Linked DNA regions of Homo sapiens: regions 1, 2 and 3 are each linked to region 4. Evidence: chromatin loops called from intact Hi-C (ENCODE). Cell type or tissue: psoas muscle. All regions are shown on one strand. Links, peaks and the distances in the headings refer to the core of each region. The heading gives the core; the rest is flanking DNA. Region 1 overlaps ARSG (arylsulfatase G). Region 2 overlaps SLC16A6 (solute carrier family 16 member 6). Region 3 overlaps ARSG (arylsulfatase G). Region 4 has its middle 6.2 kb from the start of WIPI1.

What was found. Peaks named below come from ENCODE experiments on the same cell type or tissue, not always from the same donor. Only the 100,000 strongest peaks of a DNase experiment are listed, where the experiment ranks them.
Region 1: it touches region 4 in a loop (5-fold over the local background); 16 of 110 quality-filtered maps call a loop at or near these places.
Region 2: it touches region 4 in a loop (5-fold over the local background); 83 of 110 quality-filtered maps call a loop at or near these places.
Region 3: it touches region 4 in a loop (2.4-fold over the local background); 2 of 110 quality-filtered maps call a loop at or near these places.

What each region holds. Positions count from the first base shown.
Region 1 is chr17:68,382,785-68,390,596 of GRCh38, reverse strand. ARSG (arylsulfatase G) reads right to left here. Exons shown (of 12, transcript NM_001267727.2): 9 at 5,425-5,533. Among named protein-coding and RNA genes, the nearest start is that of MIR635, 38 kb to the left of the region's middle. In psoas muscle, for the core only: no CTCF peak of the experiment used is centred there; DNase peaks (open chromatin) are centred at 3,946 and 6,580; H3K27ac peaks cover 3,260 bases.
Region 2 is chr17:68,259,688-68,267,499 of GRCh38, reverse strand. It overlaps SLC16A6 (solute carrier family 16 member 6), which reads left to right. Exons shown (of 6, transcript NM_004694.5): 6 at 1-474. It also overlaps a transcript of ARSG not described here. Among named protein-coding and RNA genes, the nearest start is that of AMZ2, 16 kb to the right of the region's middle. In psoas muscle, for the core only: CTCF peaks have their summits at 4,049 and 4,248 (motif pointing left); no DNase peak of the experiment used is centred there; H3K27ac peaks cover 489 bases.
Region 3 is chr17:68,314,548-68,322,359 of GRCh38, reverse strand. The region is part of intron 2 of ARSG (arylsulfatase G); the gene reads right to left. Among named protein-coding and RNA genes, the nearest start is that of ARSG, 27 kb to the right of the region's middle. RefSeq lists a silencer at 3,498-3,792. In psoas muscle, for the core only: no CTCF peak of the experiment used is centred there; DNase peaks (open chromatin) are centred at 2,239, 2,779 and 3,829; H3K4me3 peaks cover 1,250 bases; H3K27ac peaks cover 3,675 bases.
Region 4 is chr17:68,459,775-68,467,586 of GRCh38, reverse strand. It overlaps a transcript of PRKAR1A not described here. Among named protein-coding and RNA genes, the nearest start is that of WIPI1, 6.2 kb to the right of the region's middle. RefSeq lists a silencer at 1,250-1,299. In psoas muscle, for the core only: a CTCF peak has its summit at 4,414 (motif pointing right); DNase peaks (open chromatin) are centred at 4,486, 4,756 and 5,740; H3K4me3 peaks cover 753 bases; H3K27ac peaks cover 2,552 bases.

The DNA.
Region 1 (7,812 bases), core at 1,788-6,787, 77 kb after region 4:
ATGGGTCTGATGGAGAAGTGGTTCCCAGCCTCTGATGGGATGAAACCCCACTTCAGTGGGCTTTTTGGTTGTGACAAGGGCAGCCATGAACCCACTCGTGATAACAGGAGAAGGCTGAGATTGCTCTGCACAATGGCACAAAAGGCTGTCCTCAGAGTGGGCAGGGTGACATCTTTGCAGGTTGCATTGCCCTTATGAAAATATGTGCTTTTTCTTTCCTGTGGCTCTGGTCACCCCAGGCTCTGAAGGTTGTTCGTAGGAAGGGTGCATATTTGTGTTCTTATCCAAGGGGCTGCTGAAGGATCCTAGGAGTGGAGATGGGGCAGTGGTGGCGAGGAGGATGCAGAAAGGCCTGACCTGCCAGGCAGATCATCTGAGGTCAGGAGTTCGAGACCAGCCTGGCCAACATGATAAAACCCTGTCTCTACTAAAAAGACAAAAATTAGCCGGGCATGGTGGCGCATGCCTGTAGTCCCAGCTACTGGGGAGACTGAGGCAGGAGAATCACTTGAACCCGGGAAGCAGAGGTTGCAGTGAGCCGAGATCACATCATTGCACTCCAGCCTGGGTGACAAGAGTGAAACTCCATCTAAAAAAAGAAAGAAAGAAAGAAAGAAAGAAAGGCCTGGCCTGCTGGACCCCAAGGTGTGCAGGTGGGGGGTAGGTAAAGGGGAGTGGAAGGCCAACAGGGGGCTCGTTCCAGAAGGAACCACATGGACTTCAGGATGCATAGTATGGGAACTGAGGTGCTGTGCTGGGCAGCCCTGGGGTGGAAGGCATCCCAGGATGAAGGCAGGGGACAGAGAAGCTGAGAACGTTTTATCTGGAAAAAAGGTGGATCTGATCTAAGGACAGGAAGCGAGAGGCAGGAGAGGTTTGCTTGGGGATGGATTGGAGGCGCTTGGACCTGGACAGAGACAGAGGCTTTGTGTTCATCTCTCCCGAATGAAGGCAAGAAGAGAACTTCCTCTGAAGAAGAGGAAGGGACAGGGAACAGTAGGGATCATCCCTAGGCCGTGGGAGCAGTACTTTCTTAGCACTGAGTTGTAAATTTCTTTCTGCATTTAGTTTTAACTTTTTTCCTGCATTGTTCTTCCCTGTCATTATCCCCGAGAAAAGTGAGGTGCCCACGCCTTCCTGGTCTCAGCCGTGGAGACATGAGGGGCAAGCCTATGCTCACATTTGATGGGCAGCTTCCCTGGCACCCTCATCCACACACGAGTCCCTCTTAGAAGCCAGCATAGCCCCAGCCACATTGATTTCAGGGAGAACCGGGGTTGCAGGGGTCCCAGAGCATCAGGGGATGCCCCCCAGCAAACCAAGCGCTTCTTACAGAGTAAAGAGAGCTGCCAAGAGTGGGGGTGGGGGTGAGACCACCTCCACCAACCACCACTACCCACTGCCAGATCCAGGGAGGAGGAGAGGACTTGGAAAGGCGACATGTGGTTAGGCCCTGCCTGTAGGTGACAGCTAAACCACAAGACACTGATGTGAGCACAGCCTCCTCGTAGCTTTTACTTCCAAGACCGGTGCCTTCGGACAGGCCAGAACCAGCTGAATCCCTCTTCCACACACCTGACTGTCTTTCAGAGCCACGAGGTAGCCCAGGGAGTTACCTCTTCTGGCTACACAGCAGCTTTAGCTGTTTTTCTTTTTTTTTTTTTTTTTTTTTTTGAGACAGAGTCTCACTGTCGCCCAGGCTGGAATGCAGTGGTGCGATCTCGGCTCACAGCAACCTCCGCCTCTTGGGTTCAAGCAATTCTCCTGCCTCAGGCTCCTGAATAGCTGGGATTACAGGCACGCGCCACCACGCCCGGCTAATTTTTGTATTTTTAGTAGAGACGGGGTTTCACCATGTTGGTCAGGCTGGTCTCGAACTCCTGACCTCATGATCCGCCCGCCTCGGCCTCCCAAAGTGCTGGGATTACAGGCGTGAGCCACTGCGTCCGGCCTTAGCTGTTTTTCAAATAAGATTGTTTCAAGTCCTTTTTGCCATTCTGGTCACCTCATAATTGCCCCAGTTCATCTCTGAAGGATCGATCCTCATTCGGAGCAGAGGTAGGGGTCTCCCAGCTCAGAGGCAGAGCAGGCCCTTCCCCTTCTTGTATATGGCTAAGAGAGCTTCCGCTAAAGCCGTAGTTCTCAGCCAGAGTGAGTTCATTCTCCCCGGGGACATTTGGCACTGTCTGGAAACGTTTTAATTGTACAACTTAGGGGGTGGGGTGGGGACACGATTGGCATCTAATGGGTAGAAGCCAGAGCTGCTGCTAAACATCCTATAAAGCGCACAGGACAGTCCTCCAAAACGAAGAGTGATCCAGCCCAAAATGCCGACCACGCCACGGTTGGGAAAGCCTGCAGCACAGTTTTAAGTTAAAACTACTGAAACCTTTTCCCATGTGCTGCCAAAGCCCTGGCCTCCTGAAGGTAAGGTAGCCCCTAAACAAAGAGCTTTCTGTTTGGTCTGCTCATGACTGCCATCTCCCCAGTCCCTGGAGTAATGATTGACCCATAGTTGGACATGGCAATAAATATCTGTGGAATAAATGCATTTTCCCCATCCTGTACTTGTGTCTGTGGAGGCAGGTCACGTGCAAGACCCTTCTTTCATCTTATGACATCACCCAGGTACACACCGATATTAACACTGGTTATCTCTAAAACCAATGGGATCCATGTGAATGGATCCCCCGCCCCCTCTCCCACACATTCTCTTTCACTTTTCTGTATTCATATTTATATCAACTTGACCACTCTCTGATGCTCATAATTCCTCAGGGCCTCAAGGATATAGGTTTAAGGGACTCTGGCTTTAGCTCTTAGTGGCTTAAGGGAGTTATCTCTGATCTGGAAGATCTATATTCCTCAAGCAATGAAACAAGAGTAGGTGATATGCAGTCTGGGCGGAGGGTGCCGGGCTGGGCTCCCAACAACATGAAGCATTAGCATCAATGTCTTGAATTTGGATCATAGTACCATTCTCTGTCAAGCTGACCCTGAGGTGTCAAGGGAAAGAGAAACACACACACACAGCCTGTCCAGGCAGTAGGAAACTCCGCCCAAATTTGCTTAACATGGATTCATATGGGAAACAGCAAGAAGGTAAATCTATAGAGGTAAAACTGGCTGGCTGAAATCCAGCCTAATTTAACACCAAAAACTAGCCTTGGCTGTGTGTGATGGCTCATGCCTGTAATCCCAGTGCTTTGGGAGGCCCAGGAGGGAAGAGTGCTTGGGACCAGGAGTTCAACACCAGCCTGGGCAACATTAAGAGTCCCCATGCCTACAAAAAATTAAAAAATTAGCCAGGCATAGTGGTGCATGCCTGTAGTCCCAGCTACTTGGGAGGCTGAGATGGGAGGATTACACAAACCCAGGAGTTCAAGGCTGCAGTGAGCTATGATCTTGGCACTGCACTACAGTCTGGGCAACAGAGTGATGCCCTGTCTCTTAACAAAATAAATAAAATAAAAGGTATGTGTGTGTGTGTGTGTGTGTGTGTGTGTGTGTGTGTGTGATACACTATATATTAGGTTGGTGCGAAAGTCATTGCAGTTTTTGCTACTAAAAGTAATGGCAAAAACCGCAACAACTTTTGCACCAACCTAATGTATCTCCTAGGAGGTACCGATACGGTGTGTTGGTATTATCCTGGTACAATTCTGGGGCCCTCAGGCAGACACTGCCTTGGGTCACCAAACCATCCTCTCAGTCAGTTGTCTCCTCTAAGGCCCTACATTATGAATGAGATGAGGCAGTTTTATTATGGTTGACTGTAGGTGCAAACACCATTCTCTGATGAGAAGCCACTGGTTGGCTTTCTGTGAAGCAACTTGAGAGACGGCTGAGTTACTTGTCCATGTGCAGCCTGGCCCGTGAACACTTGGCCCCTCTTGATAAGCACTTTGACTACACCAAGTCAGCCCTATAAAAGCAGCCTGCCTGGCCCTTTTCCCAGGCAGCCTGACATCACAGATTCCAGGCTCTGCTGTTGTTGTCACACCTGCTGGTACCCGCTGACAGCACGCTGCCCCCTCCTGACTGTACAGGGCTGACCCGGAATTTCTGGGGGCCCCACAGGCTGCCAGGGGTGATGCCCACCCACCCCATACTTTGGCCCTGAAAGCTGTTTACCCTTTTCCCCTGGACTTTGAGTCTCTCCCCTCCTCCCCATTGGATCTAGGGAAGTCAGAGGGTGCCAATGAAGCTTGCCTGCCTCTACTCAGCTGTGTTCTTTACGCCAGAACTCATTAGGCTAATGGCAAAGAACCTTTGGAATTAGGAAATCGGTCTTTAACCAGCAGTTTTCTGAGCACATGAATGAGCACAGGGTTCTACGGAGGGTTCCCCTTGTTAGTGAACACAGGGCAGAACACAGAGAGGAAGGTCCTGTCTGAATTAGTGAAAAGTCCCCAGGATAAGTCATGGTTCCATAGCTGGGAAGATGTTGTTTTCACATAGACGCTGCACAGCCAAGTTCTTTGCCATGGAGATGGCCTCCTGGATCTGCCTTAAGGCGGCAATAAGAATAATGGTGAGACATCACATTTACCTGATGTGATGGGTCTGCAGTGAGCTATGCAGACACTCAGCTCATTAAGAAGCATCATGGCCAGAGGCAGGAGGAATGTCTTCACCTAAGGATTCATTATTTCCCTAATGGCCTGGAGGGGCCACCTTTCTTCTCCACCCTCCTCCAGGGAAAGTGGACATCTGGACTCCTTTCTTGGGGCCATCGGATTGCTAGAGACTAGCCGGCTTCTCACAGCCACCCCTAAGACACCTGCCTTAACCCCAAGGATGGAACAATTAGGTCTCAAAGGATCTATTGCCTCGGTCAGCTTGGCACAGGCTGAGAGGGAGATGCTGCTGCTGCCGCCTTTTCTGCACTCTCTCCAGCAGACACAGCCAGGACCCAATGCTGATGTATGTGAAACCAACCAATCCCTTCTTCACTCAGGTGTTATTCCCAGAAGATGGCTCGAGTCCCACTTCACTGTTTCTCCCTCCCCTCCCCTCCTCTCCCCTCCCCTCCCCTCGCCTCCCCTCTCCTTCCCTTCCCTCCCCTCCCCTCCCTTCTCTTCCCTTCCCTTCTTTTTAGAGATAGGGTCTTGCTATGTTGACCAGGATAGTCTCAAACTCCTGACCTCAGCAATCCTCCTGCCTCAGCCTCCCAAAGTGCTAGGATTACAGAAGCGAGCCTCCACACGTGGCCCCACTTCACTATTACTTTCATCACTTCTACAGTCAGAGTCTTGGAAGTGTCTGGGAACACCCGGCAAAGGCAAGTGGTGAATGACCTTCCTGAGGCCTCTAGCCACCCATGCCTCCATCTAGCCACCCATGCCTCCATCTAGCCACCCATGCCTCCATGACTTTTCTTGCTCTGGGCCCCAACATCTCAAGGTAGTTTTGGTCTCATACCTTAACAAGGCAGTGCTGGTGACATTAACTGGAACTCTGCCAGGCCAGTAAGCCAGTGCTGGGACCCGGTGCCCTCCTTCCCAGGTCGTCTGCTTGGCTGGACTTCCCCCTGTGAGAGGAGGGGAGGCAGCTGGTTCATCCATGGTGATAACTCGAGACTTCTTTTCAGCTAAGAGCTAGTCTCTGGGAGAACCCCTCTCTGAGTTTCCAATAACCCCAACAAAGGAATGACTTTTTTGGTAACCAGCTATTTCCCTCAACTAGCTAGTATCTTTCAAAATATGCTTTTTATTTTACTGGACTTCAGATGTAAAAAGTTGCCTCACTCTACTGAATCACCTCATTTTATTTTCTTCATGAGACCTTCCCCACTGTAAATTATTTTTTCATTTATTGATTTGCTTGTTTTGTGTCTCAACACCATGAGACTTCATCAGTCTCATGCACCTAAGACATAGTGGGGCTTAGCAAATCTTTGTTGAGTAAGTGAATTTCTCTTCCTGGTGATCATAATGTGACTGTCTGTTTAGGATGAAGAAATACAACTATTAAAGAAGAGAGAAAGAAGGAAACTTCTGCAGCTATTTGATCTGCTCAACATCCAAGAACCGATCTGGCATGGATTTTATGGCTTTATTTTGTTTTGCTTTGCTTTGTTTTTCCTTGAATTCATGAGTTGTTCTGATGTTATGGAGACAGTGTCAGTAATAGTTCCAACCTCTTGCCTCCTGGGGGAGGTAAGAAACAACTACGTGCAATCTATGAATTTCCACCTTGGTTATTAAAGGAATTATTTTTGTAACCATTAAGTCAAAAGTGACCACCAGTATAATGATAGCTAGCGGGCTGGAAGACATGAGGTCATGCTTGATGGAAACATCCTGAATACATGTTGGGTTGCATTAACCACGGCCATCCCACCACCCCCACACACACCCCACCCTCATCCTGGTTGAGCCAAGGGCCAAGGATCCCACAAAGTTAGCGTGTGCACAGCCTTTCCAAGGCAAGTGCTGTGTGTGGCTCACACACACTGTGGTCATGCAATTTCCCTTTGTTTGGCTGGTGTGAATAATGAAAGCAATTATGTGGGGAGAAGCGTGGGGAGGAAGAAGATGAAGGCTTCTGTCGCCCTGTACTAGCACTGTTGCAAACGGAACCTTTGATGTCCCTGGCCCAGCACACCACACGGGAAATGCTCAGCATTCTTAGGACTCTTTCATAATCAGCTTTGGAGTCCCTCAAGTTTTGAAGTAAGAAACAAAACACAAAATAACTTATGTCCTATGGACTGTTTATGTTTAAGGGTGTGGGGTTGAAAAATCTAACTGGAGTCTCTGCAGGCTGAATGAGACGCTCTTTGATCTAGCCCAGCATTTCTCTAATACATCCTTCCTATCGAGGGCCACGTCTCCCATAAATACATATAGCTCCCTCCAATTTATTCACGCACTTGGAACAAAGAATCCAGAACTCCAGCAAGCATAAAACGCATTTCCACGTGGCTTTGGAATGTATGACTTATGCGTCAGCTTAGGGCCAAAGGGCAGGGAGGAAGCATCCGCTCAAAGGCATGTGCCAGGGCTTTGTAGATACTTCCACCCCCGTGGGGGCATCTTTGTGGAAGCTTGGGGTATGGGTGGGTGAAAACGGGGAGCCTGTTTATCTGCATGTCCATGGTGTACACTATTCAAATAGTCTTGCTTAACCTTTGAGGCCAGATGCTAAGGAAAGATCACGGCTGTGGTTCCAGGAAACAAGCCATTAGCTCTATCGGTCAACCAGAAGGCACTGGGGTGGGCAATGGCACCAGGGTTGAACACAGGATTTGGTCTCTGCCTCCAGGATGTTTCCAGAAGGGTAAACTGACCTTTAGTTAATAAATTTGCTAATTGGTCTTCACCAATTAGGGATTGGTCTAATTAATAAATTTGCTAATTGGTCTTCACCAATTAGGGATCCCTTCAAGAATTAGGGATTCTTCTCGTTTGCCACAACCTTTTGTGTTGCTCTCTTGTAGGTGACTGACTTTCCTAATACGCTCTTCAGAGAAAAACGTTTCAATGTGCTTGTCTTATTTCAGCAAAGGACTGAAAGCTGGAGGGGTTTGGAGGAATCCAGCTAGTTATAAAACAGGTGTAGTCAACAAAGCAGACAATCTCCTTGCAAAAGATTCAGGAATTAGGAGAAAGAAAAAGATTGGCTGAGAGAAGCCTCTCAGTGTGGCCACTTAAGGAGCAATCCCCTCTTTTTGTTGTACAGACTAGTTGGTTAGTGCAGGCTACATCCTGGGTTCTGGCTCTAACAGGAAGACACAATTATATATGCCAGCCACCCAAATGATCACAGGTCCACAGACCTTGTATTCTAAAGGGATTTATCTTAAAA
Region 2 (7,812 bases), core at 1,673-6,672, 200 kb after region 4:
ATGAAAGTGGCATAGTTCATCACCACCTGCTACATTTTGTAGAGCATCTTATCAGCCATAGAAATAGGACAATCTATAAAACTTTGGGGAGGGTGGGGGAGGAAATGACAAAGTGTCTGTCAAAAACAGGCATAATCTAAAACAAGGTGGATGTAGCAAATCTCTGTCACTGCTTGAGAACTTTGAGCTTGTGGCAGTTTTGCAGACTTACATGACTTCAGCACTTTACGACATATTTTTTACTATGAATGTTCAATACAATTTAATATTTATAACTGATTTCTGAGGGATCTGCTCCATGTCTATTCTGTTATCTGCATGAAAACAAAATGTATGCCAATTTCAGTATGTCAATAATCAAGGTTTTAAATGTTTGGAAGAAAATACAAACAAGATTGCTGATCTGTTCTGTATTAGTGACATTCTGGTACTTCTAGATTTGCAATAAATTTATGGATTTTTTATTTAAAGAGACCGATTCTCTTCTAAGATTTTTTATTGACTCTCACAGCATTCAGTGTTTGAGGCAATTAAAGTTATAAAAACTCACCAAAGATTCACTCCAAATAAATAATTTTTTAACGTTTATCTTCTGCAAAACCTTTTAACTCTACTAGAGACACATAAAGTTTCCCAAGAAGTTTCTACTGAACTTTTTATTTACTTATATTTATTATTATTATTTTTTGAGATGGAGTTTCGCTCTTGTTGCCCAGGCTGGAGTGCAATGGCACAATCTCAGCTCACTGCAACCTCCGCCTCCCAGGTTCAAGTGATTCTCCTGTCTCACCCTCCCATGTAGCTAGGATTACAGGTGCCCGCCACCATGCCTGGCTAATTTTGTGTATTTTTACTAGAGATTGGGTTTCACCATGTTGGCCAGGTTGGCTTCAAACTCCTGACCTCAGGTGATCCACCTGCTTCGGCCTCTCAAAGTGCTGGGATTACAGGTGTGAGCCATCATGTGCAGCCTAAACTTTTTTATGTCTTTTTTTTTTTGTATACTTTTTATACAAAAAAAAAGTATATATATACATATATATACTTTTTATACAAAAAAAAGTATATATATACATATATATACTTTTTATACAAAAAAGTATATATATACATATATATACATATATATACTTTGATCATTGAAAACAGGACGATTTTATTTTATGTTGAGTTTCATACGAACTATTTTAAAGCACCTTAGAAAAAGACTAAATAATTCAAGGGAAGTATTAAGTAATGAATAACAGAAGAGGGAAATAAAAATTAAACAATATAATCAAATGAAGAAGCATATTTTCATCTAAGAATTGAAATAAGAATGAAAGCATCAATGGAATTTAATTATTAATCAAAAATACATGAATGAAATGATATCATGGTAGCCAGAGTAAGCCTATCAAAAGTCATAAAGGCAAATAGTTAAAGACCACAACCAGTTACAGAGTCATTCCAAGAACTGTTGCAACCTGTAAGTAAACAGCACAGACTCTACATGCCAGGGGTTGGCAAACTTTTTCTGTAAAGGTCCAGATAGTAAATATTTAAAGCTTTGCAGGCCATGAGGCCTCTGTCTAGTCAACTCTGCCATTGAGGGTCAAAAGCAGCCACAGACAATATATAAATGAATGAACGTGGCCATGTTTCAATGGAATTTTATTTACGGATACTGAAATGTGAATTTCACAAGATTTTCACACAGGAAATATATTTTTTTTCAATCACATAAAAATGTTAAAAAAAAAAAAACAACACACACTATTAGCTCTCAGGCTGAAAAAAAAAAAAAACAGTGGACTGGATTTGGCCTGTGGACCACAGTTTCCAGCCCCTTCACCACACATCTGTAACACCGGCACAGGTCAGTACCGCCAGAAGCAAAGCTCTGAGAACTAACATCCTGACCCATGGGAAAGGATTCATTGTGGTCAAAGTAATTCTTAGATCATAACTGCCCCAAAATAGGAAAGATCAAGCAGCTAACACTTTTTCATTGTTGTTGTTGTTTTGAGACAGAGTCTTGCTCTGTCGCCCAGACTGGAGTGCAGTGGCACAACCTTGGCTCACTGCAACCTCCACCTCCAGAGTTCAAGCAATTCTCCTGCGTCAGCCTCCCAAGTAGCTGGGATTACAGGCGTGCACCACCACACCCAGCTAGTTTTTGTATTTTTAGTGGAGACAGGATTTTGCCATGTTGGCCAGGCTGGTCTCGAACTCCTGACCTCAAGTGATCTGCCCACTATGGCCTTCCAAAGTGCTGGGATTACAGGCATGAGTCACCGTGCCCGACATTATAGCTAACACATTTGTTAATTACGTTTTCTTTTTTCTTTTTTTTTTTTTTTTCTGAGATGGAGTTTCACCCTTGTTGCCCAGGCTGGAGTGCAGTGGCGTGATCTCCGCTCACTGCAACCTCCACCTCCTGGGTTCAAGTGATTCTCCTTCCTCAGCCTCCAAAGTAGCTGGGATTACAGGCATGTGCCACCACGCCCAGCTAATTTTTGTATTTTTAGTAGAGACAGGGTTTCGCCATCTTGGCCAGGCTGGTCTCAAACTCCTGATCTCAGGTGATCCACCCACCTCGGCCTCCCAAAGTGTTGGGATTACAGGCGTGAGCCACCACACCAGGCCGCTAATTATGTTTTCATTTCCCCTGATTAAAAAGATTCTGCTTTAAGCTTGTTGACTTCAAGAGGTTTCAGTATAAACCTTATGTAGACTTTCTCTACCCAAAAGTAAAATTATTCTACTTATAAAAATGAGTTGGGCCAGGTGCAGTGGCTCACGCCTGTAATCCCAGCTCTTTGGGAGGCCAAGGCGGGTGGATCACCTGAGGTTGGGAGTTCGAGACCAGCCTGACCAACATGGAAAAACCCCATCTCTACTAAAAATACAAAATTAGACAGGCATGGTGCTGCATGCCTATAATTCCAGCTACTCGGGAGGCTGACAGGAGAATCACTTGAATCCAGGAGATGGAGGTTGTGGTGAGCCAAGATTGCGCCATTGTACCCCAGCCTGGGCAACAAGAGCGAAACTCCAACTCAAAAAAAAAAGAGTTGAGACCATGTACTCTTTTAAGACCTATGTATCCGTAACTAATACAAAATGTGTCCAAACCTTTTAACAAAGTTATACATTTTATACTCCAATAATATGTAATGTAGCTTTTCAGCATTTATTTGCCTTTCCCTTTGCTTAATATCTGGTGATAAAACAGAAAATGGATTCTATGTCAGCATTCTTGTGGCGCAGATTCAAATCACCAGGTGGTATTTATTACATTTAGATTTCCATACTCCAATTCAACTATTGTAAATCAGAAATCATCATGATCCTTCAGCTGGGCGTGGTGGCGCACACCTGTAATCCCACCCAGCACTTTGAGAAGCCGAGGCGGGTGGCTCACTTGAGGTCAGGAGTTCGAGACCAGCCTAGCCAACATGGTGAAATCCTGTCTCTACTAAAAATACAAAAATTAGCCGGACATGTTGGTGCGTGCCTGTAATCCCAGCTACTCGGGGGGCTGAGGCAGGAGAAGCACTTGAACCTGGGAGGTGGAGGTTGCAGTGAGTCGAGATCACGCCACTGCACCCTAGCCTGGGCGACAGAGCAAGATTCCATCTCAAAAAATAAAAATTAAGAAAAAATAAAAAAGAAATCATGATCCTTAGTTTCACAAGTTTGCAAATATGGGGCTCACCAATAGGGAACTAGAGTTTAGAAGCCATTGTCTTTAATTCTTTAAACCGTGGCCAGGTGTTGTGGCTCATCCCTGTAATCCCAGCACTTCAGGAAGCCACGGTGAGTGAATTGCTTGAGCCCAGGAGTTCAAGACCAGCCTGGGCCACATGGCGAAACCAAAATTAGCCAGGTGTGGTGGCTCATGCCTGTGGTCCCAGCTACTCAGGAGGCTGAGGTAGAAAGAGCACTTGAGCCCAGAAGGCAGAGGTTGCAGTGAGTCCAGATGGCATCACTGCACACAGCCTTGGCAAAGAGTGAGACCCTGTCTCATAAAAGAAAAATAGTAATGGTTATGCACATTACTTAAAATGACCTATTTAAGGAATTCAGACATGTTACACGCAAAAATGATCACTGCTATAAGTATACATTGCATTGATAAAAGAGAAGCTGCCCTTGTTTTCAGATTTGTGTTTATATTGCATGTGTCCTAAGTGAGGGCGATCGTAGCGTACAGCTGGGCCAGCCGCCGTTGCATAAGTAAGGAAACTGGGTCCCCCTAGTGTTCAGTTCTCGTTAATGACTCTCTAAAGGTGCAGAACAAGAAAAGTGGCAAGAGAACTTACAACTTCCCTTTCCATGTAACAACTCACCCAAATCAAAACTACTTCAATGACTATCCATTTCCTACATGGAAAATTAGACGGGAAACCTGATGCCCAGAACATTTCACCAAATATTATTGAGAAAATACAGATTGTGGCCATGTATTTGTGTCATTTATATGCCTTTCCAGCAACTCAAGAACAAGCACGCTAACTTCCCTAACAACTTATACACCCTAGAATTCAACCAAAACTTTAAGCACCCTCTCTGCACTGGCACCTCCCATTCTTAGTCCCAACTTTGTCCCTGAGCTCCTGATTTATATCTGCCCGCATGGCAGGGCATGGATATAAAACTAGGCATCTTCTACTTAAAGTGTCCTCAGCAGAACTCTGGATCATCCTCCTCAAACCCACTCCTCCACACATCCAATCGGCTCTCCTTTCTAAATATATCCAGGAGCTGACTGCTTCTGCCAACTGCACCAGGACCCTTGATCCAAGCCAATATCATCTTAGCTGGATTATTACAGTAGTCTTCTAGCTGGCCTGCCTGCTTCCACTCTTGGAACACGCCACCCCCACCTTAATTTTCCATACAGCAGCCACAGTAATCCTCTTACAGCACAAGTCTGAACTAAATCCTTAGCAATGGGCCCTGCATGAACTGCCTGATGGATACTATTACTTTTCCCTCTGCTCCTGCTACACTAGCCTCACTGGCTCTTTTTCTGGGGGGGTTGGGGGGGCAGTCTCGCTCTGTCGCCCAGGTTGGAGTGCAGTGGTGCAATCTTGGCTCACTGCAACCTCCGCCTCCCAGGCTCAAGCAATTCTCCTGCCTCAGCCTCCCGAGTAGCTGGGACTACAGGCGCCCGCCACCACACCTGGCTAATTTTTTGTATTTTTAGTAGACACGGAGTTTCACCGTGTTAGCCAGGATGGTCTCGATCTCCTGACATCGTGATCCGCCGACCTCAGCCTCCCAAAGTGCTGGGAATTCAGGCGTGAGCCACTACGCCCGGCCCTTTCTTTTTTTTTTTTTTGTTTGTTTTCGTTTGAGATGGAGTTTTGCTCTTGTCACCCACGCTGGAGTGCAATGGCACAATCTCGCCTCACTGCAACCTCCGCCTCCAGGTTCAAGCAATTCTCCTGCCTGAGCCTCCTGAGTAGCTGAGATTACAGGCACCCGCCACCACACCCAGCTCATTTTTTTTTTGTATTTTTAGTAGAGATGGGGTTTCGTCATGTTGGCCAGGCTGGTCTCGAACTCCTGACCTAGGTGATCTACCTGCTTCAGCCTCCCAAAGTGCTGGGATTACAGGTGTGAGCCACCACGCCCAGCCTCTCTTACTGTTTCTGGAATTGTTCTTACTGTTGCAAGCTTCAGGCCTTAGCATTTGTGGTTTCCTTTGCTTGGTACTCCCTTCCCTGAGATGTGTATGCAGTGTGACCCTTCAATTTGATCACTTCCAAATGCCACCTCCCTAGGGAGGCATTCCTGTCTATCCTATTCAAAATGGTACTTGTTTCTATCCATTTACTTTGCTGTTATTAGGTTATAACAGCATCCACTTTGGGAGGCTAAGGTGGGCAGATTGCTTGAGCCTGGGAGTTTGAGACTAGCCTGGTCAACATGGTAAAACCCCTCTCTACAAAAACTACAAAAATTAGCCAGGCATGGTGGCACATGCCTGTACTCCCAGCTACGTGGGAAGCTGAGGCGGGAGGACCACTTGAGCCCAGGAGGCAGAAGATATAGTGAGCCAAGATCACACCACTGCACTCTAGCCTGGGTGACAGGACAAGACTCTGTCTCAAAAAAATAAATAAAATAAAATAAAGCATCTGTTTACTCCTTGACTCTCTGTCTCATCCACTAGTGTATTAGGGTAGGAGTTCTTTGTTCACTGCTGTATTCCCAAGGCTTTGAGCAGGGCCTGGCACCCAGTAGGCGGTGCTCCATGAATATTGTTGAATGAAAAAATACATGAATGAATGAATGAGTTATAGACTTTTTTCCCTTTAGTTACACAAGAGAAAAAAAATGTTATCTATTGACAGTTACAGTTCAAGAGAGTCTGTGCTGCTACGAAACAGCTGGATAACCATAGGACACTGAAAGCACTGTGCTGAGAACCCACCGGCTCAGCATCTGAGGATGGATGGGTCTCAGAGTGCCCAGCAGTAGTGTACTATATGGGTGGGTCAGTTGTAAAGAAGAAAAAACTGATCCATGAGCAGACACTAAAGAAAACAGTGGGATGAAATCAATACTGGGTTAAGTATGGAGGTCTGTGGGTTTTAACATACTGCCTCAATAGATTTTGTTTCAACTATTTTCCAGTAGACTTTTTTTTTCCATAATGCTTTCTTTTAATGCCTCAACTAGTCGGAAGAGCTTTACTAAATATTGCAACTCTTGGCCGGCCATGGTGGCTCACATCAGTAATCCCAGCACTTTGGGAGGCCAAGGCAGGCAGATTGCTTGAGCTCAGGAATCCAGACCAGCCTGGACAATGTGGAAAAAACCCCATCTCTAAAAAATAAAAATAAAAAAAATACACGGGGCATGGTGGTGCACACCTGTAATACCAGCTACTTGGGAGGCTGAGGTGGGAGGACCACTTGACCACGGGAGGTGGAGGCTCCAGTGAGCCGTGATCATGCCACTGCACTCCAGCCTGGGCAACAGAGCAAGACCCTATTTCAAAAATAAATAAATATTGCACCTCTCTTTTTTTGGTACTAAGGCAGAAGTATATAGACTGATTTCTCCAACTTTGAGCAACCCCAGATGACTCTACTTGAACAGAAAAGAAATTGACAGTTTAATCGTGTATAATCCCTTGTAAACAACCCGGGGGAAAAATGGTTAGGTTCTGGTTGGTGATATTTTACTTCAATGAGGTCATGCAGCACAGTGAAAACAACGAATAACTCAACATTAGGGAGACTTGGGATCTGATCCCATTTTTGCCATTGGTTAAACAACAAGCAAGTTTACTCGGCTGCTGCAGGCTTGTGTCCTCATGCATGAAATGGACTAAATAATCTCCACATTATTAATGCTTTACGACTCTGCTTTCCAAAAATGGAAATGCATTTGAAGACAATACCAGGCCCTTGAAAATGAAGACGGGAGGGTAAAAAACAAGCTGCAACAGAGAACAGTATCAAGCTTTTAAAGAAACAAGTTAACACCGAAGCCAGAGGCCTTTAATGTAGACATTAAACGGTGTCTACATACACCCTTTCAGCTTGAATGTCAACACCGGCTGTACTGACAGAAGATTTACATGACCTTTTCCTGAAATAAGCCTTCCTCTCCTAGTAACTCAATACCACGGGTACATTTTTCCAGGTACACTAGAGTTGGGTACTGGTCTAGAGCTGCACTGTCCAATACAATAGACACAAGCCACATGGGGCTGTTGAGCACTTGAAAATGTGGCCAGTTGGAAGTAAGATGTACTGCAAGTGTAACAAACACACGGGAATTTGAAGATGGTACAAAAAAAGGACATAA
Region 3 (7,812 bases), core at 1,733-6,732, 150 kb after region 4:
ACCGCGCCCGGCCAGCTATCGTACATTTCTACAGCGGGATGCAGTTTTGAGTTCCTTTGCCGGGTGTAGGTTTCATGAGATGGGGCTTAGAGTTGCAACTCCAGCCCCAAGCACAGCACCTTGGTGGGGCAGGGCTGCCCCAGCAATATCTGGTGAACAAACAAAACTTAGAGAAACTCAGGTGGTTTGATTGGAAAAAACATGTCAGTTCATTCTTCATGTAATCACTTAAGCGGATGCTTTCAGGGCTCAATTCCTTCCCCACAGTGTGTTAAAGTTCATAGCTTAACTCTCAGAAACAATCTCGTTTCCTTTATTTGCAATTCTTTGGAGACGCTGTACCCACCCCCAAAAATGCAGCTTTATGAACTGGCCTGCACGTCACCTTTTTTCCCCCTCCTGGCCACTGTCTCCATTTAGTTGGACTAATTAATAAGCAATAAAATGACCTTGTTATTTGGAAAGCTTTCTTTCCTCCCAAGTCTATCTGGGCAGGCTCAGGCCAGTTCATCATCAGGGGTCCTAATTAAAGTCTGAAAATACATTGTAAAGCAAAGCTGGAAATACAGAGCCAGACATTACAGCAGCCTGTTAACAAGAAAATCAACGCAAATTAAGACACAGCCAGACAGAAACCAAAGCAACTTGCCATTGCATAAATTATGTGTATTAGAATCAGGGAAGGCTAGCACTGGAAAGGCTGCCACAAAAGCCCCGGAGAGACATAACGTTGCAAAGTTAAGCGTGTCCAGCCTTCATTTACAAGGAATTTAAAATAGATGATGGGGTGTTCTGTGGCAACTCTGACTGGAATAAAAACTGTCCTTGTTCCATTCATAATTTAAAGGCATGGACGTGAAAATAGGTTTTTAAAATCTTTTGCTGCGGCCTTTGTGTGTAAAGGGACAGGGTTGGGAGATGGGAACTGGAAAGTAGCTGAAATAAAACTCAGAGAACCAGCTCAGCCCAGCCTCCACATTGCCTTCTGTTAAATGGGAACACAGCTGACTTATTCCTCAGAAGGTTGTCAAGTGAGATCATTGAGATCATGGATACGCAGGCCCTTTGTAAGCTACAAGCAAATGTGGCAGCAAATAGTGAACTTGGTGCCTTTCGTCTACTCATTCATTCATTAATCCATTTATACTCTTTTTCTTTTTGTTTCTTTCTCCTTTTTTTGAGATGGGGTCTTGCTATGTTGTCCAGGCTGGAGTGCAGTGACTATTTACAGGAGCAAGGATAGTGCACTGCAGCCTCAAATTCCTGGGCTCAAGCGATCCTCCTGTCTCAGCCTCCTGGGTGGCCTCCTAAGTAGCCACCGCACGTCACCACATCCAGCCTCTTGTTCTTTTCCAGAAAGGATTCCTGGCAGCTGAGCTTGGTTATGGTCCTTGGCAAATTTCTCCTTTCCTTTTCACAGTCTCATATATATATGCACATTCACATTCAAGGAAGCACACACACAAGGTATACGACAATGCGACATACACATAGGCATCTATAAGCCTCCTGAATCTGACATCTCTCTCCATTGCCACAATTCTGAGTCAAGCCATCCTGGAGATCACTGCAACGTGACCCCCGCCCTTCCAGCCACCCAGGTGGGCCATCCTGGTAAGCTGGAAAATCCCATCTCAAATTCTCAAATGTAGGTGGATGACTTCAGTCATTCAGGATCCCCACAGCTTGCAGGATCATGTCCAATCCTGTAAACATGTATATGACACACTGTACCAGATGCCCAGTCCCTCCATCCAGTCTCACACTCCCAGCCCTGCCATACTCAACTGCTAGAATGCAACACCCCCCGGAGAGTGAGGGCTTTTGGTTGTCTGGATCACAGCTGTGTTCCCAGCACCTGGGACAGTGCCCCGAGGGAGATCCTAGGAATCAGGTCTGGGTCTTTTCTCTTGCCTTCCCTTCTGCCTACAACACTCTCCTCTCCCTTCATTTTAAGTCTCAGCATTCAAGTCTTAACAGATAATCTTTACTCATGACCTCTTGACTTTGCTCTAGAGAAATGACTTTTCTCTTCCTGTAGCCCCACGGCACTATCTTTTTTTTTTTTTTAAGACGGAGTCTTGCTCTGTCACCTAGGCCAGAGTGCAGTGGCACGATCTCGGCTCACTGCAACCTCCAACTCCCAGGTTCTAAGCGATTCGCCTGTCTCAGCCTCCTGAGTAGCTAGGACTACAGGCGCACGCCATCACGCCCGACTAATTTCTTTTGCATTTTAGTAGAGATGGGATTTCACCGTGTTGCCCAGGCTGGTCTCGAACTCCTGGGCTCAGGTAGTCTGCCCACCTTGGCCTCCCAAAGTGTTTGGATTACAGGCGTCAGCCACCGCACCCAGCCACGGCACTATCTTTAACAGGATTCCTCACTGCAAGCTTTATCACCTAAAAGGTGAGAAGCCCAGCAAGGGGCCTTTCTCTTTCTTGACTGAGACCAATCTATAAGTGATATGCTAGTTCTATCCCCTAAGCTGTCAATTCAGATACATCTACCTCAGGTTATAAAAGCAAAAGGAGTAGGAGATATGGCAGGAGTCTCCACTCTCACAGCACACTACCCTCCTGCATTCTAAAGGCTGGTTTTCTTGTCTTTATTTGCCATCAGGCCATCGGTCCCTTAAGGGCAGAGCTGGCTAGGGTCTCCCAGCAGTTGTCTCACGTCCTCCTCTTCGTAGAGATTCACTGTTGAATGACTGTATTTGGGAGGCTTAAAAGAGGAACTATTAATAGCAATTGGACAGGCTACTTTGAGCTTGCAGTTGGTTAAGCAGGCTGGCACCAAGGCCCCACTGGTTAATATTTCAGTTCCTTTTCTTTTCTCTAAGATTGGCTACCATCTAGGTCATTGTGTTCCTGCCTGTCCCCATCTATCAAACAGAGCCATGAGGTAAAAACCTGAAGTCCCTTTTGTTCAGCACTTACCTGGCCCCAGTTGAAAGGTGGGCATGACATGATTTTGATTCTATTTGACCTATTTACTCAAGTGCAAAAACATAAAGTCGCCTGTCCCACCATGCCGAGAGCTTACAAAGAGAAGTCAGGATGGGACCTCCCAAAGCTGGCCTCTAGGGGATAATGGTGAAGGTCAGAGGACAAGAGGATTTCTCTCCAGTGAGGGTCCTCCCAACCCTGAATCTGAGTTACTGTCAGGGTTAGGAATACAGCTGAAAAGGAATTACATGAAAGAGGAAGCGGCCTGCTCTCCCTAATATTGGTCTTGTTTAGACTGTCCTTTCTGCCCTCGTCCCCATACTGTCCACCAGATATCAAGACCTCATCACAATCCCCTGCAGTGTGACTGCCAACCTGGTTCGCATCTTCCATTAGGTTACTGCCAAATCCCCAAGGCAGCAGGGTGGCTGAGAAAAAGAGGTCTGAGAGGTAACAGGGTGCATGAACTCTTGCAAAAAGCCAATTCTGAGAACACAAATCAAGCCAAGTGTTCAACTAAATTGACAGCTCAATTCATTGCTCACTGAGGCCCGTTTTAGAAACAGCCTCAAGTCCCTGGGAGCCCCTGACCTTCCTGTGGCAAATATTGATCTTTGATTCCGAGCTAAGCCACTGCCCGTAACTCCTAGCAGCAGCAGCATTGACTTGACTCAAAATTAAACCAGGGGTAGAGAAGGGGGAAAGCAGAGAAGAAATGAGATCAAGGCGCAAAGTTAACATATTGCAAATCAACGTACATAAGTAAACATGATTACAGTGTGCTGTCACCTGCACCTCTGAGTCAGCCTGGCAGACAGTTCAAGCAAATGGGAAGTATCTGGGCTTCGCTGCCTGTGGCCACCTCTCTCTCACGATCACTGGGCATTCTCTGTCTCTCTCCCAAGAGACCTGTGAGTCATTACTGCCCAGGAGCTCAAATCCCCATTCAGAAATCCTAGGCCATTGCCTGAATCCAGCCACCCAGCCAGGAGTCATATGCAAGGCACTTCCCAGCCTGAGAATTTTCAAGAAATAATGTCACTTGTTTATCACAGGTGAAACCAGCACTGGCTTTCCCTGGGTCTGAGATGTGCTGCCAGCAAGAACCAAACTAGTGTTGTATCATCAGGGTTATTCACCGAGCTCTCAGAGTTATCTTAACTAATTTCAGACTGCATGAAGAGCTGGAAATGATGCCAACAGAATGCATTGGTCCTCTTCTCTTTTTTAAATCATGAGCAATTCATCCTCTGTCCCCTATTGTAATGCAAGTTGCTTTCATCTCCTGTTTTACTTGATTTTTTTTTTTTTTTCCAAGACAGAGTCTCGCTCTTGTCGCCCAGTCTGGAGTGCAAAGGCACAATCTCAGCTCACTGCAACCTCCACCTCCCGGGTTCAAGAGATTCTCCTGCCTCAGCCTCCCGAGTAGCTGGGATTACAGGCACCCGCCACCACGCCCGGCTAATTTTTGTATTTTTAGTAGAGACGGGGTTTCACCACATTGGCCAGGCTGGTCTTGAACTCCTGACCTCAGGTGATCCACCGGCCTTGGCCTCCCAAAGTGCTGGGATTACAGGCATGAGCTGCTGCGCCTGGCCAATTGCTTAACATTTTTAAGTTTTAGTTGATTACTAAGTCCCTGACATTTTCATTTAAATTTCATTTCAATTATCTTCTGGCTATCTTATCATTTTTAAACTGATAAGTGTTCAACAGCACAGCCCAGCTCAGATCTACAAAGGACATTGGCAAAATGACATCCCACAAGGTCAACGGCAAAATAGGTTGGCTGCTTAACCTACTGACATGTGCGAGGGGACTTGGGGCCTTGCGGTGCATACATGAGCAATCTCTCAACACTGGGGGCCCTAAACGACAACGCCCTCTGATAAAGAGATGTTTGCTGATTTGCAGTAGCTTTGGGTTTTTCACATACAAAAAAAAAAAAACAAAACAGTTCATCATTATTTTTCATGTAGTCAATCTTTGAGCTAGCAAACCCACAAACCACATAATCGACCCCCACATGGCAGAGAGCTGATTATAACAGTAAAAACACTTCGTCTCTCTCGGCCTCAGTTTCTCCCAAAGGGATATGGTGACATGAATGCTCTTTGACCTGGGCTACTGTAAATGGGCTTAAGGCTGTGGGATTTTAGGCCATAATCCCTATTTTATCTCCATGTAAATAGAGTTTAGAAGTCTGAAAAGGGATACCAAAATATGAAGTCACCGAAAGATTCTGCTTTTCTTCCCCCAGATTCCTTTCTTCCTTTAACAAATAACGACATCATAATTGTGGTACGGATGGTGCCCTTTCTGTGCAAAAATGGGCAAATCACATCTCCTGCAACCAGGTTAAAAACAAACAAAAAACGAATCGTGTGCGCTGGCCACAAACTAAAAGGGAAATGTTACTGAGACCTTTAGGTGTTGACTTGGGGATTTGGTCTAGGAATGAGAAGAAACAAGCAGATTCTAAGAAGCCAGATGAGTCCTACAGCTCAACCTGGGGAAGGGTGAGAGTCTGGGAATAGATAGAGCAAGGTGCTTTTGGAACAGACGCTGAGAAAACAGGCCTCACCCTCCAGCCAGAGGAGGGAATTGTGACGAACAGGGGAGCAGGGCCGGTGTCATAGGGAATCATAAGAGCTAGCACCCATCAAGCACCAATACATGCCAGGGACCCTTTTGCTGCCTTATATGACCTAACTTATTTCCTCCTCACCATAGCCCTGTGATGTAGGTGCCATTATTTTCCCATTGCAGAGATAAGCATACTAAGGTCCAGCAAGGTTTAATAACTAGCACAGTGTCCCAGAGCTAGCAAGTAACAGACCAAGGCAGTCTAGTTCCAGCTCTCATGCTCGGGTCAACCCATGTGTGCACACCTAGAAGTTTAGATCCAGGAATCCAAGTACGTGAACAATTATTGTTTGAGCACCTACCATGTGCCAGGCATTGTTTTAGCCACTGAAGACATAAATAAGACAGATAAGGAGGCTGCTGTAAGGAGGCAATATTCCAGTGGGAGAGACAGGCAACAAAGAAGTAAACAAAGAAGATCATTTCAACAGTGATACAGGTCATGGAAACAGAACAGGAGAATGGGTAGGAGATGTGCATGGGGTAGGAAGGCAATGTTGGAGAGCACGGTCAGGAAAGGCCTCTCTGAGGACATGGTATTTGAGTGGAGGCCAGAAGGATGAGAAGCGATCAGCTGCTTGAAGCCTGAGGAGAGACCTCGCCAATAAGAGGCAACAGCCAGTGCAAAGGCCCTGAGGCAGGGAAAAGCATATGTTCAAGGAACAGAAACATGTGCAATGTGAGGAACATGAGGAGAGGGTTGGAGATGAAGCTGGAGTAGGCAGGATAAGATTGCAGGCACCTGAAACTGCAGCCATCACACATCCCTGGCTGGGTGAGCCTCCTGAACGATGGTTGCATCAACCATTTTGATGACTGACATCTAAATCCCATTTCTGCCTGGGTGCCACCCACGCACTTTGTAATCCCAGCACTTTGGGAGGCCGAGGCAGGTGGATCACCTGAGGTCGAGTTCAAGATCAGCCTGGCCAACATGGTGAAATGCTGTCTCTACTAAAAATACAAAAATTAGCCAGGTATGGTGGCACACACTTGTAGTCCCAGCTACTCGAGAGGTTAAGGCAGGAGAATCACTTGAACCTGGGAGGCAGAGGTTATAGTGAGCCAAGATCGCGCCACTGCACTCCAGCCTAGGCGATAGAGCAAGACTTCATCTTAAAATAAATAACTAAATACAATCCCATTTCTCAGGTTGCCTCTTATGCTTGGACAGCACAAAAATCCTTCATTAGCACCAAAGGGAGAAAAAAAATGATGAGATTCCAATCTCCTTTTTTTTTTGAGACAGGATTTCACTCCATCACCCAGGCTGGAGTGCAGTGACACGATCATAGCTCACTGTGGCCTCAACCTCCTGGGCTCAAGCAATCCTCCTGACTCCGCCTCCGGAGTAGGTAGGACCACGCCCAGCTAATTTATTGATTTTTTTGTAGAGATGAAGTCTTGCTATGTTGCCCAGGCTGCTCTCAAACTCCTGAGCTCAAGCAATCCTTCCGCCTCGATCTCCCAAAGTACTGGAATTACAGATGTGAACCACCACGCCTGGCCTCCTGCTCTTTGACAGCCATATGGGAAAGCTGGCCAAATCTTGATGGATTCTCTTTGCTGATTCCCCAGTTCTGCCCAGCCCTGAAAGAATAAGGCTCTAGAATGAGGAAATCTGAGTTTGAATATTGGCTTGGCCACTCACCAACTCTGGGCGTGTTACTTAACCTCAATTTCCTCATCTGAGATATAAGAGAAAAGTAGGGTGGTACCAAGAATTAGCCAGGGTAATGCCTAGAGCCTGGCACCTTGCAAGAGCTTGGTAAGGGTTAGTGATTGTTGCAGCTGTTGTGTTGATTCAAATAAAGGTGTTGGCCCCAATGCACAGCCAGCATAGGGATTAACAGGAATTTGTCACTGGAACTCCACCTCATCCTTCCAAGTTTTGTCACTGGACCTTTTATCATGCAGATTAGCCAATTCACACTGACATTCCATTTGGACATTTCTAGTAACAATAACAAAAATAACCATAGCTAACATAGAACCCTATCTATTGTATGCTAGGCTCTATGCTAACTGATTACACAGATTACTTAATTTTTTATTTTTTATTTTTTTTATGAGACACTCTGTTGTCCAGGCTGGAGTACAATGGCATGATCATAGCTCACTGCAGCCTTGAACTCCTGGCATTAAGGGATCCGTGTGCTTCAGCCTCTGGAGTAGCTGGGACCACAGATGTGCAACACCACACCTGGTTTACAGATTACTT
Region 4 (7,812 bases), core at 1,640-6,639:
TACAGTAGGGCTTTGACTCAGTGAGAATGCTGGGGCATCGAGCACTGGTTAGATGTCCCAAGGGTTTGCAGTTTGCAGGCATCTCATAAAACTTTAGTGTTCATGACACCCACAAGGATGGCTATAGTAATTCGGAAAACAAAAACAAAAAAACAGAAAATAACAAGTGTTGGCAAGGATATGGAGAAACTGGAGTCCCTGTATGCTGCTATAGGAATGTAAAATGGTTCAGCTGCTATGAAAAACAGTTTTGCAGTTCCTCAAAAAGTTAAACATAGAATTACCAGGTGACCCAGCAATTCCACTCCTAGGAGTTCAGAGTGTTCTCAAGAGAATTGAAAACACGTACCAAATAAGTACATGTATGCACATGTTCATGATATTCACAATAGCCAAAAGATGGGAACAACCCAAATGTCCCTCAGCTGATAAATGTATAAAATTGTGATATGCGTATTCAAAGGAATACTATTCAGCCATAAAAAGAAATGAAATACCGACACATGCTACAACGTGGATGAACCTTGAAAACATTCTGCTAAGTGAAAGCCAGACACAAAGGGCCACGTATTGTGTGATTCCATTTATATGAGATATCCAGAATAGATAAATCCATAGAAACAGAAAGCTGACTGGTCATTGCCAAGGGCTTGGGGAGGAGGGATGGGTAGTAGCTGTTTAAGGGGTACAGGGTTTTCTTTCGGAGTGATGGAAATGTTTTGGAACCAGATAACGGAGGTGGATGCACAACCTTGTGAACGCACTAGATGTCACCGCGTTGTTCACTTAAAAATGGTTAACTGTATGTAAATTTCACTTCAATAAAAAATTACTCAATATAATTCTCCACATTAACATAAGATAGGAGAAAACATGGTTGGGCACGGTGACTCACGATTGTAATCTCAGCACTTTGGGAGGCCAAGGGGGGTGGATCACTTGAGGCCAGGAGATAGAGAGAAGCCTGGTCAACATGGCAAAACCCTGTCTCTACTAAAAATATAGAAATGAGCCAGGTGTGGTGGCAGGTGTCTGTAGTCCCAGCTACTCGGGAGGCCGAGGCACTAGAATCGCTTGAACCTGGGAGGCAGAAATTGCAGGGAGCCGAGATCGCACCACTGCACTCCAGCCTGGGTGACAGAGTGAGACTCTGTCTCAAAAAAAAAAAAAAAAAAAAGAGAGAGAAAACATAAATAACATTTCAATACAAGCAGAAAGGGTGTGTACTGGTGGGAAGAAACACTTCAGTGTTGTTACAGTGGACTCCAGCAGGTGGCAGCAATTAGGCATCAATCACAAGGGCCTTCATCAGCAGAAACAAAAATCCCTATGGGCAAAGCCTAAAAGGGCAGGTCCCCGCACGTGCGAGGCATTTCCGGGGACTCCCAGTAATTAATAGGAAAGGCTTTGGAGGGAGCTGTATGTTCTATAAAAGGTAGAGGAAGAAGCCGGTGAAATTTGGGTAAGTGATAACACAGGCCCATTTGCACGACAGGCCCATTTGCACGCAGAAGTCAGTAAGGTCAGGGGAAACCCAAGTTACACTGACAACCAATCTCCATGCTGACCTGCCTCTCCCAGTTCCCTCATGTAATAGGCCACTGAGTCCTATACATTCTACCTCCACCCACAGCAAGCACCTAAGTTCCAGTGTCTGACTTGAATTGACATACCAGCCTCTCACCTGGTCTCTGCCCCCATCACTCGCCCCTCTCCGACATCCTCTACTGCTGCTGTAGGGAGCTTTCTAAGATGCAAGTCTGCTTTTGTGAATCACCATTGCCTATACACTCATCACAGCTCAAGAAAGCTGAGACAGGCCGGGCGCGATGGCTCATGCCTGTAATCCCAGCACTTTGAGAGGCCCAGGCGGGTGGATCACCTGAGGTCAGGAGTTCGAGACCAGCCTGGCCAACATGGTGAAACCCCGTCTCTACAAAAAAAAAAAAAAAAAAAAAAAATTGCTGGGCGTGGTCGCGCACCGCACGTCTGTAATCCCAACTACTCCAGAGGTTGAGGCAAGAGAATTGCTTGAACCCCGGAGGCGGAGGTTGCAGTGAGCTGAGGTCACACCACTGCTCTCCAGCCTGGGCAACAGAGTGAGACTCCATCTAAAAAATAATAATAATAATAGAAAGCTGAGACAATGTGCTTTGTTTTGCCCAGAAACAATCTGGTCTGTCTCCAGACATCTGTGCATTGCCCAAGAAAGTCCAAGGAGGCTCCCAGCAGAAGGGAAGCGTATTAAACCCTCATCAAGCCAAGAGATCCCATAGTACAAATGTTCAGCCAAAAATGTTAGCAGCAGAAGGGACCAGATAGACAAGGAGTAACTTATAAAAATAACCCGGCCGGGGCCGGGCGCGGTGGCTCACGCCTGTAATCCCAGTACTTTGGAAGGCCGAGGCGGGCAGATCACGAGGTCAGGTGATGGAGACCATCCTGGCTAACACAGTGAAACCCCGTATCTACTGAAAATACAAAAAAAAAAAAATTAGCCGGGCGTGGTGGCGGGCGCCTGTAGTCCCAGCTACTCAGGAAGCTGAGGCAGGAGAATGGTGTGAACCTGGGAGGTGGAGCTTGCAGTGAGCGGAGATCACGCCACTGCACTCCAGCCTGGGCAACAGAGCAAGACTCCGTCTAAAAAAAAAAAAAACCCACACTTCCTCACCCTTTTCATTCTTAAAATGCTGTTTTTGATTGGTATACAAGACAGTTTTGGGGGGATGCAATGTCTTTAGACTCAGAATTTCATAATAGGAAGTGATCATTTTGTCCAGCTGTTCTTACACCTCGTTCTATGAAACGCTGGGCTCTGATAACACCTACAGGTAAAGTATAAGAGGAATAAACCTTTTCAATGTTAGGTGTTTTTTTTGTTTTTTTTGTTTTTTTTTTTGAGACAGAGTCTCGCTTTGTCGCCCAGGCAGGAGTACAGTGTGCGGCGGCACGATCTCGGCTCACTGCAACCTCCACCTCCCGGGTTCAAGCGATTCTCCTGCCTCAGCCTCCCAAGTAACTGGGACTACAGGCACGTGCCACCACACCCAGCTAATTTTTGTATTTTTAGTAGAGACGGGGTTTCACCGTGTTGGCCAGGCTGGTCTCGAACTCCTGACCTCACGATCCATCCGCCTCGGCAATGTCAGTTTTATTAACTTCCTGCAGCAAGAGGGTGTGCACATCAAGTGAACCATGAGGCATCTCAGTAAGAGGCTGTGGGAAAGGGCTTTTTGCCAGGTTTGTGTTAAGTTATGCTAGGAAGGGAAAGGTAGAAGAAACAGGAATCAGGTCAGGAATGGATGTGTTGTGAAGCAGGTGGTTTCATCATCGGATATCTCAGAAATTTTTGTTCAGCAAGTGGAGAAATCGAGTGGGTCTGGGAGAGGCTTTGATAAGAAAGGATTAGATATGCCAATGTCAGTAATTTTGCAGCTACAGTGTGGCCTTGGGTTAAACACAGTTTTCACCTGGCCTTGTGCTGGCCTTGTTTATGACTGTTGGGAACATTCCAGTCTGCTCATCTGAGCTGATTTCCATTTTCTCAGGTTCCCACATGAAGTAGTGGGTGTTCCTGGAAGAAAGGGAATCTATCTTTAAATAAGCTTGGAAAGTACTTGGGAAACAATGTTAAATAAACATAATGCTGGGCTTTCTGGAGACTTGAACGTGCTAAAGTGAATTGTGAATCTCCCAAGACACCTTCAATTTCTTTTCAACACAGCTGTCTGTGTCGAATTCCAGTGTAAGTCAGAACTTCCAGTGATTTCTCAGGTCACTCTGACCTCTTTGCCTGTAGTTCTCCCCACTCTTCTCCCCACTCCAGCGGCCCTGCCTCCTCGCTGCTCTTTGAGCTTTTTCCCATATGACTGCATAACCTGCTCCCTTTTCTTCCTGAGGTCTTGTTCAAATGGAAATTTTCAGTGGGGCCTTCCCTGCCCACCCTATGCAAAATTTCTCCTCCCTACACCCCACACTCCCAAACACACTTTCACTGCTATACATTTCTTAGCACTTATCACCATCTAAGATACTATACATCTCATTTTTCTTGTTAATGGTCTCTCTGCCCAGGTGGGCAGGGGTTTTTATTTATTTTGGACAGCGTCATATCCCTAGAACCTGGAGCCATGACCGGCACACAACAGGCACATGATAAAAATTGGTCAAATGAATGAATGGATGAATGAATGAATATACAAACTCCTTCCAAACTTCTCCTCCTTCAGAGGAAGTGGTGAGGGAGGCTTCTGTGTTTTCCATTTATAGACAGTAAAGAGGTTTTGGAAAAATACACAAGGGAGCCTCAGAGACTTTCTTTTGGGGCTTTAGGACTGGCTACCCATATCTTATCACTCAAGCCAGTTTTTCCTGAGGTGTCCCCCCAACCATCCTAGAACTAAATCATACAGACCACTAGATGGCACTGTTCACCAAGAATCTCGGGATTCTTAGCCACGCCCCTCTCACCCTAAGCCCAAAGCCTTTGAATCCACCTTCTTCCCAGGGGTGACTGATTCTAGAGAATGATTACCACTCCCTGCACCACCGCTAGACTAGAAAGAAACCTAAAGTCGTACAGCACGTTCCAACAAGCCATGCCCAGCCAGGAGCACAGGCTAACTCTCTGCTTGGGAGCAAAGGACGTTTTTGAATATTTCTAGATGTACCCTTGGTAAATGTAGGCAAAGTGCTGGTGCCCTTTGAAGAGCTGCAGGACTCCACACTCTCCCCCTTGTACTTGGCCCGTGGCCCTCTTGGCACAATTCTGCCTCTATCTCTTCACCCCTTGCTCCTCTGTCCCTTCATAGGATGAAGCACAGGTTAAGATGCCAATTCTATTTCCAGCCTTGAGCCAAAGCAGTCCAAGAGACAGCGTGACAGGCAACCTGGGCACCCAGTGGAAGGGACAGAATACAAACTACACCTGCATCAAAAACTGTCCTAGGGCCTTTGGCAACTTACTCGACAGTCTCCACTTTGGCATATGCAGCTGCCTGATGGGGATAAACATTCCTAGACCAGATAGATGTGGTTAGCGTCACATGAGAAGATCTATGACGCTCCAAACCAAGCTTTCTATAAAGCTTGGTCTTCTATTTTCAAGTATCGCCTATAATTATATTCTAAAATTTAAGGCAGGGTGATTGGCTGACCTGCTGAACCCGTCTCTGTGTTCTTGACCAGTGCGAAGATGCCTCGGTGAACAAAAACACCTTGATTGAACCTCTCTGCACTGGCATGGGTAACAGACTCTCAGCTCCAAGGACATTAGCAAAAGCACTTGTAGAAAGCAACTGTCTTCGTGATCATCAGCCAATCAGCAAGCATTTATTGAGAACCTGTAATTCACCTTGGTGTTTTAGGAAGGCTATTCTGGAGGCAAAAATAAGACAGGTGAGGGGAGAGAATGAAGATTAAGACATCAATTCACTCTTTCATGAAATAACATTTTTCCTGACTCTTGGGAAGGAATATATAAGTCAAGGAATATTAGAAGTGTTGTTAGTTTTTGCTCCCTGTCTCTCCCCTTTTAATCAATAAATCCAGAAATAATGGTTCCATTTGGGGGACAAGGGCACATGATAGGGCCTCTTCATTCACTGCAGCCATGCTATCTCACACACACTGTCTATAATTAGAAACAGAAAACCCAGTTGCACCTGCTGCTCGGCCAGACTTCTGGCTGGGGCTTCCTGCTTGCCAATCAGTTCGATCATCTCCTTTCCCAGAAATCACCCCACAGCCCAACCCCTCCTCTTCTACCCTGGCACCATAGGGCTGACTCCTTGAGCTTCCTCCACGTACTGACACATCGCCCTTCCCTCCCTCTCCCTCTTGGCTCCATTGTCCCAGGGCCCTTCCTCCTTTACCCTTTCTCAAAGGGCTACCATACACTGGTCCATTAGAGTTCAACTCGTTCTCAGTTCATGTTCTGAGTGTTGCCCCATAGCAGAAAAGAGAAAGGAGATTATTTCCTGTAACTTGATTTTATAAAAATAGAATGGACTTTATAAAAAGAAGAATAGGACAGGAGTGGTGTTTGTTCACCTAGTAGTTACTTTAATTGTAGATGGTTGGGTGCCATGAATGACCATATGGGGTGACAGGAGTGTTGCATCAGACAGGATGTCTCATTTCCACCTTCCCCTGTGAATGCCCTGTGCATGCCCTAATCAGCATTTTAAAATTACAACCTGATTGTTATACAAATAAGAAGTCTCTCCATTAGATGAACTGTGGCCTGCAATTTTGTATTACCAAACATGTTTTTAATTCCCAGAGCCCAGCTTTATTTTCCCAGATTTTGCTGACTGGTAAGTAACTTACTAGTTACTTACGAGTAAGTTTTCCTAGAAATAATGGAGTTTTTTGTTTGTTTGTTTGTTTTGTTTTTCAGGGAAAAGATAGACATTTAGGAATTTCAGTTGAAAGAAAGAGAAAGGCCAAAATCTTATTCCCACTGGAACAAAGCATTGTCCCCTGCCCCACCTACCCCATTATCTTTTGCTGATGTTATTTAGTAGTGAAATTGCTGTTGCAAGAACTTGTAAGACTTAGGTTGCCCATAAGCCCAACATTCAAATCAAGAGTGTCCTCTCCCACAGAACCCAGAACTAGAATGTTAAAAAAGAAAAACCAGCCTGACATTAAATGGATTCAGCACCTCTTAAGTTATTTATAACCTTGCCCTTGGCTTTTTATATGAATGGACTTCTGGGAAATTTTTTGAGGGTGGAGCTCTTCAAAGTGGCTGCTTACACCTCTAACAGAAATCACAAACCAGCCCTCCACAAACCACATCCAGCTAGCTGATGTATTTAGTTTAGCTTATGAGGTACTTTTTGAAAATAAGAATTAGTTTTCATCATTTTTTAAATTTACCTACAAATACAGGTTTTTAATAAAATAGGCACAGATTTATATAAAAATACAGACTTACATATTGTCTTGGGAAAAATGAAATCAGATGAGGCAGCCCTGAGATGTTATTTCCACATGGCTGGTGCCATAATGGACCATTAGCCTGGAAAGAAACATATAAGGGGGACCATTCACAGGAAAGGCTGAGGCTGGGAAGGTGACCATTTTTCTCCCGTGGCCATAGCTCTAGATCCAAACCTTGATTCCAGTAAGCATGCAGTTCTGCTGCTGATTTAAAGTGTCTGAAATGAAATACAACTTCCTGAATACCTGACTGAAGATCTAGTTTCTAAAAGCAACCCAATGGGCTTCCCCTTCCCAACCATGAAATCAGCTTTGACTCTTCCCTCTTCTTCCCTGCCCCTCCCCCTTCCCCATCAGTTGCCATGCCTGTCATTTAGTCCCTCAAGACTCTACTGAGAATAAAGTAGCCACCAGCTACATGAACACTTAAAATGTGGCTCATGTGAACTGAGATATGGTGTAAGTGAAAAATACACACCGGATATTCAATATTTAGTTCTAAAAAAAAATTAAAATCTGAGGCCAGGCGTGGTGGCTCACGCCTGTAATCCCAGCACTTTGGGAGGCTGAGGCAGGTGGATCATGAGGTCAGGAGTGTGAGACCAGCCTGACCAACATGGTGAAATCCCGTCTGTATTAAAAATACAAAAATTAGCTGGGCATGGTGGCGGGGGCCTGAAGTCCCAGCTGCTTGGGAGGCTGAGGCAGGAGAATCGCTTGAACCCGGGATGGAGAGGTTGCAGTGAGCCTGGTGACAGAGCAAGACTCTGTCTCAAAAAAAAAAAAAATTAAAACCTGAATTAACTGATTAGTAACTTTATATTGATTATCTTTATATTGAAATGATATTTTTGACACATTGGA